2 separate regions of the Mus musculus genome follow, and region 2 is linked to region 1. A link is a loop called in an ENCODE intact Hi-C map of the cell type or tissue named here. Cell type or tissue: gastrocnemius. All regions are shown on one strand. Links, peaks and the distances in the headings refer to the core of each region. The heading gives the core; the rest is flanking DNA. Region 1 holds the start of Kdm5c (lysine (K)-specific demethylase 5C). Region 2 overlaps Iqsec2 (IQ motif and Sec7 domain 2).

Evidence for each region. A loop is a pair of places that touch in the nucleus more often than their neighbours do. Peaks named below come from ENCODE experiments on the same cell type or tissue, not always from the same donor. Only the 100,000 strongest peaks of a DNase experiment are listed, where the experiment ranks them.
Region 2: a loop joins it to region 1, with 2.1 times the contacts of the local background. A loop is called at or near these places in 1 of 42 quality-filtered maps.

Annotation. Positions count from the first base shown.
Region 1 is chrX:152,230,482-152,234,875 of GRCm38, reverse strand. Kdm5c (lysine (K)-specific demethylase 5C) reads right to left here and starts at 1,649. Exons shown (of 26, transcript NM_013668.4): 1 at 1,166-1,649. The coding sequence starts at 1,315. In gastrocnemius, for the core only: no CTCF peak of the experiment used is centred there; DNase peaks (open chromatin) are centred at 1,378, 1,632 and 1,972; H3K4me3 peaks cover 2,197 bases; H3K27ac peaks cover 2,247 bases.
Region 2 is chrX:152,172,966-152,177,359 of GRCm38, reverse strand. The region is part of intron 2 of Iqsec2 (IQ motif and Sec7 domain 2); the gene reads right to left. Among named protein-coding and RNA genes, the nearest start is that of Gm52430, 28 kb to the left of the region's middle. In gastrocnemius, for the core only: a CTCF peak has its summit at 1,874 (motif pointing right); a DNase peak (open chromatin) is centred at 1,883; H3K27ac peaks cover 67 bases.

The sequences.
Region 1 (4,394 bases), core at 324-4,323:
AAGAAGACCTAAGATGCTCTTGTCAAGTGGGAATAAGGCTTCCACATCCAGAAGCACCTCCTCGAAGATACATTGTTGCGGATAAATTCAAACCAGCCCAGGAATCTCAAGTGGTTACTAAACACTGTTCACCATTGTTTCCTCCAGTGTGTCAGCAAGGCAGCAGCCTGTCCTAGCCTTTGGAAAACTTCCCCTGGGCTAGTCAGGACTAGAAGCAACAATATGGTCCTTTTTGCTGAACATTTGGGAAGCAAAGGAAGATTTCCATATCTCCACTATTGTTCCTGGGGACCCAAGAAAACCTTATCTTATAGGATCATCTACATTCTGAGCCTGAGGTAGAATCCAGATCTTCTGAGAAGGCCATACCAAGCTAACTGGTCTAAACTTCTCCATAGGAAGGCTGTGGGGACCATGTGCAAGAAGGTTCTGACATTACCTTCAACTAGAAAACGCAGGAGCCAGAAAGAGCACTCCCTGTGAGAATGATTTCCTGACTGGCCACCAGGCTAGGATATTATCAGAGATGAATTGGCCTGACAGCGTGAGTAAACATGAGTCAACACACACAGAAGCAAACCAATGACCACATCAAGCACCTTCACAGTCACAGTAATTACCACTTACCAGAGTGCACTATGTTACCTGGTTTAATCTAATTATTCCCAGCACACAATTCACAGGCTCAGGGATTACTTTACATGCCCAAGGTCATACAGCTGCTAACCTTCTAAGTAGTTTTAAACTCACGTCTGACTCCCTTTTGAGACGTGATCTTTCCACTACACCACACAGCTTGCCTTAAAGGGAATAATGACAGTAGTCGTTACTTTGTAACTGCCTCGACCAGGGTGATACAAAGTAAAAGATGGGAGTCTCTGTGCCTCCCTGCGAACTCTCCCCAGCCCATTAAGCATCTGTGTATTGAATCAAGGGAAATTCTCAAGAGCAGAGTGGGAGTGGGTCTCAGACCCCAGGTCACTTGTATGCCACAAAACGAGGAGCCCTGACCCCAGCACCCTTTTTCCGCTTCGTGAGGCATCCACAAAATACCAGCCATCCCATATTCTTCCCACACCTGCTGCCCTCCGCCCGGGACTTCACCACTGGCTACCCGGATCCACCCACAAACTCGCCGCTGGCGACCATCAGCTCCCAGCCTTACCGCGGGTGGGCGGATCTTGCAAATGCCGGACTTCTCGGCGATGGGTCTGATTTTCGCGATGTAGCCAAGAGGGTCTCGGAACTCGGCCCAGCTAGGCTCGAACACCGGACACTCCGGCGGCGGTAGGAAATCGTCGGACCCCAGCTCCATGGTGGGCCCGAGGGCTGGGCCAGAGATCGGGAGGGCTCAGGTCGCCCTTAAGGACGCATGGCGCCGCCGCTGTCTGAAACCGAGGTACTTCTCGGAGTCTAGGCCCTAAGCAGGACGGCCACCGCCCGTCAAGGGCTTAGGGGGGCGGGTGCCGTGCTCTAAAAGTCTCAGGCTGAGGTTCCTTTTACAGGTTCTTAGTCCTGTTCCGTTTCTTCCACACCTTACCGCTGCCTCCCAACTACTGAAGCCTTCACTACTACAGTTAAGTCCCAGTCGCGGCAGGTTTCACCGCTGCCACCGCCATCTTGGTTTGTCAGCGTCTCCTCCCCCCCACCTCTGTACCTCACCACAACAAACCAGATCCCTCCGCAAGGTGTCTCTCCGAGTTCCGTTTACTTTGAGTCAGAAAAAAACCTAGGAAGCCTTCATCATGTGATGACCGAAAGAAATCGGGTTGTATATGTCCCTTATTTGGAGGTGGTTAGTTAAAAACATTTCTCAGGCTAAGAGAAAATAGTTCATTTCATTGGCGGAAGAACAAAATTGTAAATCGATGGCCGGATCCTTTTACCGGATGGACCGGCGATGCACGTTTAAAGGCCAGTGATGCGCATGCGCAGTCTCTAGACAAACCGGAAGAGGAGCTAGTGTCCATAAGTAGTGAGCCTAAACTAGTACGCGCCCATGCGCGCTCGCACACGCTCGCGCACGCGCACGCACACACCCTAGATCCCAAGCCGGTTGTCTCCTCCCCAATGTCCTTTGCTGCTTCTCTCAGGTCCTTTCAGTGAGAACCACGGAAGGCGGTGATTTCGAGGAACCTCCGCCCCCTTCCTCCCCCTCCCCCTCCCATTCCGCGTGTCTACTGCTGAGTGAATTGAAGATTTACCAGACTTACACCTCTGAGGTTTTTGTTTTTAAATGAAAGAAGGAAACTCCTCACTCCCTAGAGAATGTGGAGTTTTAGAAGCTTCAGTCCCACGTAGAGTAAAAATGCATTATTCTCCCCAGTATCATTGGCCATCAGCATTTTAAAGAATGCTTTCGACTGTTTGGTATACATTGTAACTATATAAACACTTTGTATAATATGTGTGTATCCATTTTTGTAGCAACTACTGCTACAAAAAAACCAAAAGGCCTGGATGTTTACATTTTTGTTTATTCCATGTATATGCAGTACATAGAGGCTAAAAAGGGGGGGATTTTGAGTTTGAGACCAGCCTGAGCTACATAGCAAGATCCTGCCTCACAAAGTAGTAGTAGTAGTAGTACTAGTAGTAATATTATTATTACTAATGGCCGGGCAGTAGGTGGCACATGCCATTAATCCCAGCACTTGGGAGGCAGAGGCAGGTTGTACAGTGAGTTCTTGTCTCCAAAAAAAAAAAAAAAAAGGGCAGGCATGGTGGCATACATCTTTAATTCCAGTACTCAGGAGGCAGAGGTAGATGAATCTCTGAGTTCAATGTCATCCTGGTCTACAGAACTACTTCCAGGATAGCCAGGATAGGGCTACTCCCCATCTCAAAAACTCAATAGTAATAATAGTAATAATAATGTAAAGTAATGGAACTGGACAGGAGAAAAGGCATTAAAATTAAGGTTAGTAAGTTTGCTGTTCCTCACCTGAAGACATTTTGCTTTTCTACCTGAGGAACATCTCTGTAAAGAGTAAAGAACACCAGGCTTTTGGTCTCAGCACCACCCATTCTTCCTCCAGTCTCCTCTAATGTCCTTAGCCCAGACATACCACAGGGCAAAAGGAAACCGAGCAGTCTTTTAAGCCAGTGATATAAAATGCATTGATTTGTATTTGTGAAAGTCATACTATGCAACAGGAACTTTTGTGAGCATGTGAAAATACAAAAGCATGCCTTCCTGGAACAGATTATTTACTCACTGGGCCCTGCCAAGTACCTCACGTCCCTGACCCTTGGTTTTCTTGTTCATAAAATGAAGTTAAGTAATCCTTTCATTACTTAGGAAGATTAGAGATAATAATATCTGCGTCTCTTTTTTAAAAAATTATTTTCATTGCTAATTTATTTATTTTTGTATTTATTTATTTTATGTATACGAGTACATTGTAATTGTCTTCAGACACACACCAGAAGAGGGTATTGGATCCCATTACAGATGGTTATGAGCCACTGTGTGGTTGCTGGGAATTGAATGCAGGACCTCTGGAAGAACAGTCAGTACTCTTAACCACTGAGCCATCTCACCAGCCTAATGTCTGCCTTTCTTTAAGAGCCAAGTGCTACAGGGCAGTGGTGGTGCACGCCTTTAATCCCAGCACTTGGGAGGCAGAGGCAGGCAGATTTCTGAGTTCGAGGCCAGCCTGGTCTACAGAGTGAGTGCCAGAATAGCCAGGGCTACACAGAGAAACCCTGTATCGAAAAAAAAAAAAGAAAGAAAATTAAAAAAAAAAAAAGCCAAGTGCTGGGGAGTAGTATTCTCCCATCTTTCAGATGAGTAGAATGAAACTCAGGTCCAAGTCACATAAATAGAAAGTGACAGAGCCAGAATTCAAACCTACAACTGTATGACTCCCATAAATTCTGCCTGTGACAGTCTAGGCTGAAACTTGTTGCTCAGTGAAAGTTGCTCAGTGTTTTCCAAGCTTCAAGTCTTGTTGAGGAACAATCAGAAACTGGGCGCTGTAGGCTCCAGAATTTGGAATTTTCCTTGTGGGGAAAGCTGGTGTGGCCTCGCCCAGCCATCTGGGAGAGGAATTCTGGTATAGAATGTATGCAGAGCAATAACTCAAGGTCTTAACTAAATTCCCAACCACACCCTCATCTCTGTAGCTAAACTACATGAGAATGATACTGCTTTGGTGGTAGGGATAACCCAGTGCCCTAAACATAGAGCTTCATACTCTCTAAACGGGTGCTCTGCTACTGAGCTCTATTCCCAACCCTTGTGACTCTTTTTAATTTGGGTTTCTAAAGTTCCAAAATAGATATGAGCTGTCTTTTTGTCTTTGTTTGTTTGGTCCTTGTTTGCTTGTTTGTTTGACATGAGGTTTCACTTGCTATGTAATCAAGGATGACTTTAAACCCCCGGTCCTCCT
Region 2 (4,394 bases), core at 226-4,225, 57 kb after region 1:
AGATGGGGGCTACATAGCCTTGGGCTGTCCTGCTACTGGTTATGTCACCCAGACTGACCTCAGACTCACAGCAGTCCTGCTGTTTCAGCTTGTTGAGTGCCACCACACCTGGCTTACCTCATAGGTTCTTGTCAAGGTTCCATAGGCTCAAGTATGCTCATGATAATGGAAGAGTATCGTTTGAGCAACAGCTCCCAGTGGATAGAGGGGGTACTTTTGAGAAGCCCATTTGCTTCAGGCATGGGGAAGAATTCTAGGAAAATACCTATTAATGAACTGCCTTTGTATGATTCAGGCATATCTAAGCATGTTACATAAACTTATATAATGACTCACAAGGAGCTGAATGAATTCAGAGTGAGGAACTTTCTTCCAGCCACAGGGTACTAGTAAGTCCTTCATCTGGCAGGTACTGTGGACTAGGCACAGTGCTGGCTTCTAAAGGGAGATAATGTCCTGTCTTCAGGAAGTGTATGTCTGAGCGGAGACAGATATTATGTTCACATGGAGACAGGAAGGAGAAAGAATTCTATGCAGAAGAAAAGACCTGAGCTACTGCTTCCAGGAACTTCAAAGAGGCCAATGTGGCAGAGGTAACATTGCAGAACACACATGAGGCTGGAGGTGCAGGAGGGGTTCAATATTGCAAATCCTTGGAGGCCATCATAGGCTTTCCTTACTTAAACTAGGGTAAGTTTGGAAGTCTATGGTTCATTGCTAGGCAGGGAAGGGAGTACCTGTAAAGCCCCTGGAGTTGTATGGAAAGTATTCTCAGAGAAATATATTTTCTAGATTCCATCCGATACCTAGATGGATGTGTGATTCCAAAGGGTAGAGAAGCTTGCAATTAGATTCCATGCTTTAAATACCCAGTAAATAAGCAGGTATCATAGATCCTTAGGTGACCTAGCTCCCATCTTCCACCTTCAGCTAATCTTGGTCTCCCTCCATTTTGTTTTGTTTTGAGATAGGGTTTTACCTCAGAGTCCAGGCTGGCCTTACACTTGAGCTCCTTCTGCCTGCATCTTATCAGTATTATGGTTACAGAAATGTACCACATCCCCCCCCCCAACCTGCACCTCACCCAGACAGAATGACTTCTAATTCCCAGGCATACTCAGCGGCTCCATGCCTCATCTTTTTTTTTTTAATTTTTTATTGGGTATTTATTTCTTTTTTTTTTTAAAGATTTATTTATTTATTTATTATATGTAAGTACATTGAAGCTGTCTTCAGACACTCCAGAAGAGGGGGTCAGATCTTGTTACGGATGGTTGTGAGCCACCATGTGGTTGCTGGGATTTGAACTCTGGACCTTCGGAAGAGCAGTCGGGTGCTCTAACCCACTGAGCCATCTCACCAGCCCGGGTATTTATTTCTTTTACATTTCCAATGCTATCCCAAAAGTCCCCCACACGCTCCCCCACCCACCCACTCCCACTTGGCCCTGGCATTCCCCTGTACTGAGGCATATAAAGTTTGCACGACCAATGGGCCTCTCTTTCCACTGATGGCCGACCAGGCCATCTTCTGATTCATATTCCATGCCTCATCTTAACTTGTGCTCTCCCCCTGGCCTCCCAGAGCCACCTCCCCACCTGAATAGTCTTCAAAAATCAGCTAGAAGCTGTGTCTTCTGGGAACCTGCCCTGATCCCATCTAGGCAGGGTGAATCACCTCCCTAGTCCCCTTCCACCCTGCTCGTCTCTCAGCCACCTTCTCTCAACACTGTTCACAGTTTCATCTACTTAATTTGGAAATCTGTAGGAACAGGTGTCTCACTGATCCCAATGTCCCCAGCACCTAGCACAGGCCCAGCTGGTTATAAATGTTGGTGGGAGACGATATACACAGCACAGCTGCAAGATAGGCCAGTGGACACTAGAGGGCACTGAAGCCACTATAATATAGTGAGGCTAACATACAGACCCACCTAGGAGGTTGCCTGGTCCTGTACACATTTCAAGGAGCCCAGGAAGCATGGAAACTCCTCAGCTGAGCCCTGTAGCTCCCTAGCAGTGGTACAACTGACGGGGGCCCCAGTTCCAGCCTCCTAAAGTACACTCTTCTAATTTCCAGATTCTTCTCTTAACAACCCACTCCCACTGCAGACGAAGCTTTAGTTCCGCACAAATCCAGGTGCCAACCACGCCTCCCACACTTCCAGCATATAATACTGTCCATTTCATCTCACACCACATCATCCTCCCTTAGATCACTTCTACTCATCCTCTAAGTCTCAGTTTGGACCATCAGCTTGGGAATTGTCCCTGATACTAAGACACTAAGGCATTCTTATAATTGTGGATATTTTCTGTTTCCTAACCAGACAGGGGAGTCCAGCGCAGGGTCCATCACTTTACTGTGCACCATCTTATTTGCCATATTGAATCAACTGGTATTGGTAGCTACTCAATAAATCATCTTTGAATGAAGGACAAAATGCATGAATTGGCGAGTCACTTCACTTCCTCTAGATATGTTTGCCCACCCTTAAATCGCCTCTAATTGGCAGAATGGTCATGAAGACTAAAGATAATGTGTGTCAAGTAGTCTCTAACACTACCTAAAATTCAATAGATATTTTCAGAGCTAAAAGCAATAATTAGTATTTGGAATAATAAAAACAAAGTAAGAAGAGGAGAAAAGAAAAGAGACTCTGCCCGAGCCTGGAATAATCTCTGTCACGTAGACTTAACAGTAATACTACATATTTATTAAAAATAATATCAGCATCTCTTGCTGGACCAGAACCAGAAGGCCCCAGATGAGGTGTTAAGAAGACTTTAGTTTTAGCTAGAGGATGCTAGGTCAGGGTCAACTTCAGAGCTATGGGCATTGCCCTCACATCTGGAGACCAGTCATTACTGGCACAGCTGGTTCCTAACTCTTTACTAATAGGTGAAAACTTGTCTAAGGGGTCATTAATTCCCTCTGTAATTAATGTAGAAACTGCAGGGTTTGTATTAATGGAGAAGTAAGCTCAAGCGTCATGTTGCTAATATTGATAATGTGTGTCTGTAATTATATACTACAAATAACTATAAATGTAGTCACTGAACTAACAAAACAGAAAAATATCTAAAGTGACCATGAATTTGGTAGCAGCTACACCATCAGGACCATTATGCCAGTTGTTCTGAGGCTATGAAGACTGCCACAAACTGGTAGCAATGATCATTTGTACTATGCACTTGAAAGGTATTTTTGGACTGGACATGGTGGCACATCCCCTTAATTCCAGCACTCAGGAATGCTCTCAATGGGAGTTCAAGGCCAGATGTGTCTACATAGAGAGTTCCAGGTTAGCCAGGGATACATAGTGGGGCTCCATCCTCCCCTGCCTCCACCCCAAAAAAGTTTAAAAGGCATTTTGACTTAAAATAAATAAATAAGCAGGGTACCTTAGGAATAGAGCATATGTCTAGCATGCATGAGGTTCTGGGTTCAATACAAATATCATAAGAAAAAGTGAAGAATTTGTTTTATATATAATAGTGTTTTGATATATGAACATGGAACTTGAAAACAGAGAAGAAAGGTCACCTGGAATTAAGTAGAGACCAAAAACTCAGTGGATGGGCAATCTTAACATCTGACCTCAAATTTTTGTTCGTTTGTTTTCTGAGACAGAGTTTCTTTGTTTAGCCCTGGCTGTCATGGACCTCACCCTGAAGACCTGGCTGGCCTCAAACTCCTGTGTCTGCTACCCAAGTGCTGGAATTAAAGGCATGTGCCACGCACGACACCCAACTCCTATGCTCGCTTTTGTGCATGTAAAAACCTTGCTCAGTGCAAAAGAAATACCAGGTTCTAAGTATTTTATCTCTCTACCCTCATCCATTTTCAAGAGAACAGAAATCCACCTCGATGTCTTGTATTACCAGAGGCTGGACAGGATCTTTGCAGTTAAATGACAGGGACCTTAAGTCACATAGCTTCTAGGTTGTGACCATGCTAGTATACCACAGCAGCAGAAAAAGCCACAGAGAAGAATTTGCAAAGAGGGGGGAGGGGTCAAGCAAGCTATGAGGGATAAAACCAAGACATAGGCCCAAGAGATTCACAGAGTCAAAGAGCAATCTTGTTCGTTGACTTCGGGTCTTGATTTTGGTGGTGAAAATGCATGGCTATCATTAATTTATTGTTCTTAATTTTGTGAGGTGTAGCCTCAGTCTAGTCCTCCCCTCTCTATTCTTGAGCTAGCTTGGCTAAATTTCTGTTCCCTGCAACAAGATGTACCCAAACTATAACAAGTGAAATTTGGGAATGCAAGCACGGGGCTGGTATACGGGAAACATCAGGAGAAGTGACTGCAATTATTATGGCATTTGTCTTTGTTAGCCCAAATGCTCCCTCTCTCATTTCCTGACACTTGCTATTACAGCCAGACG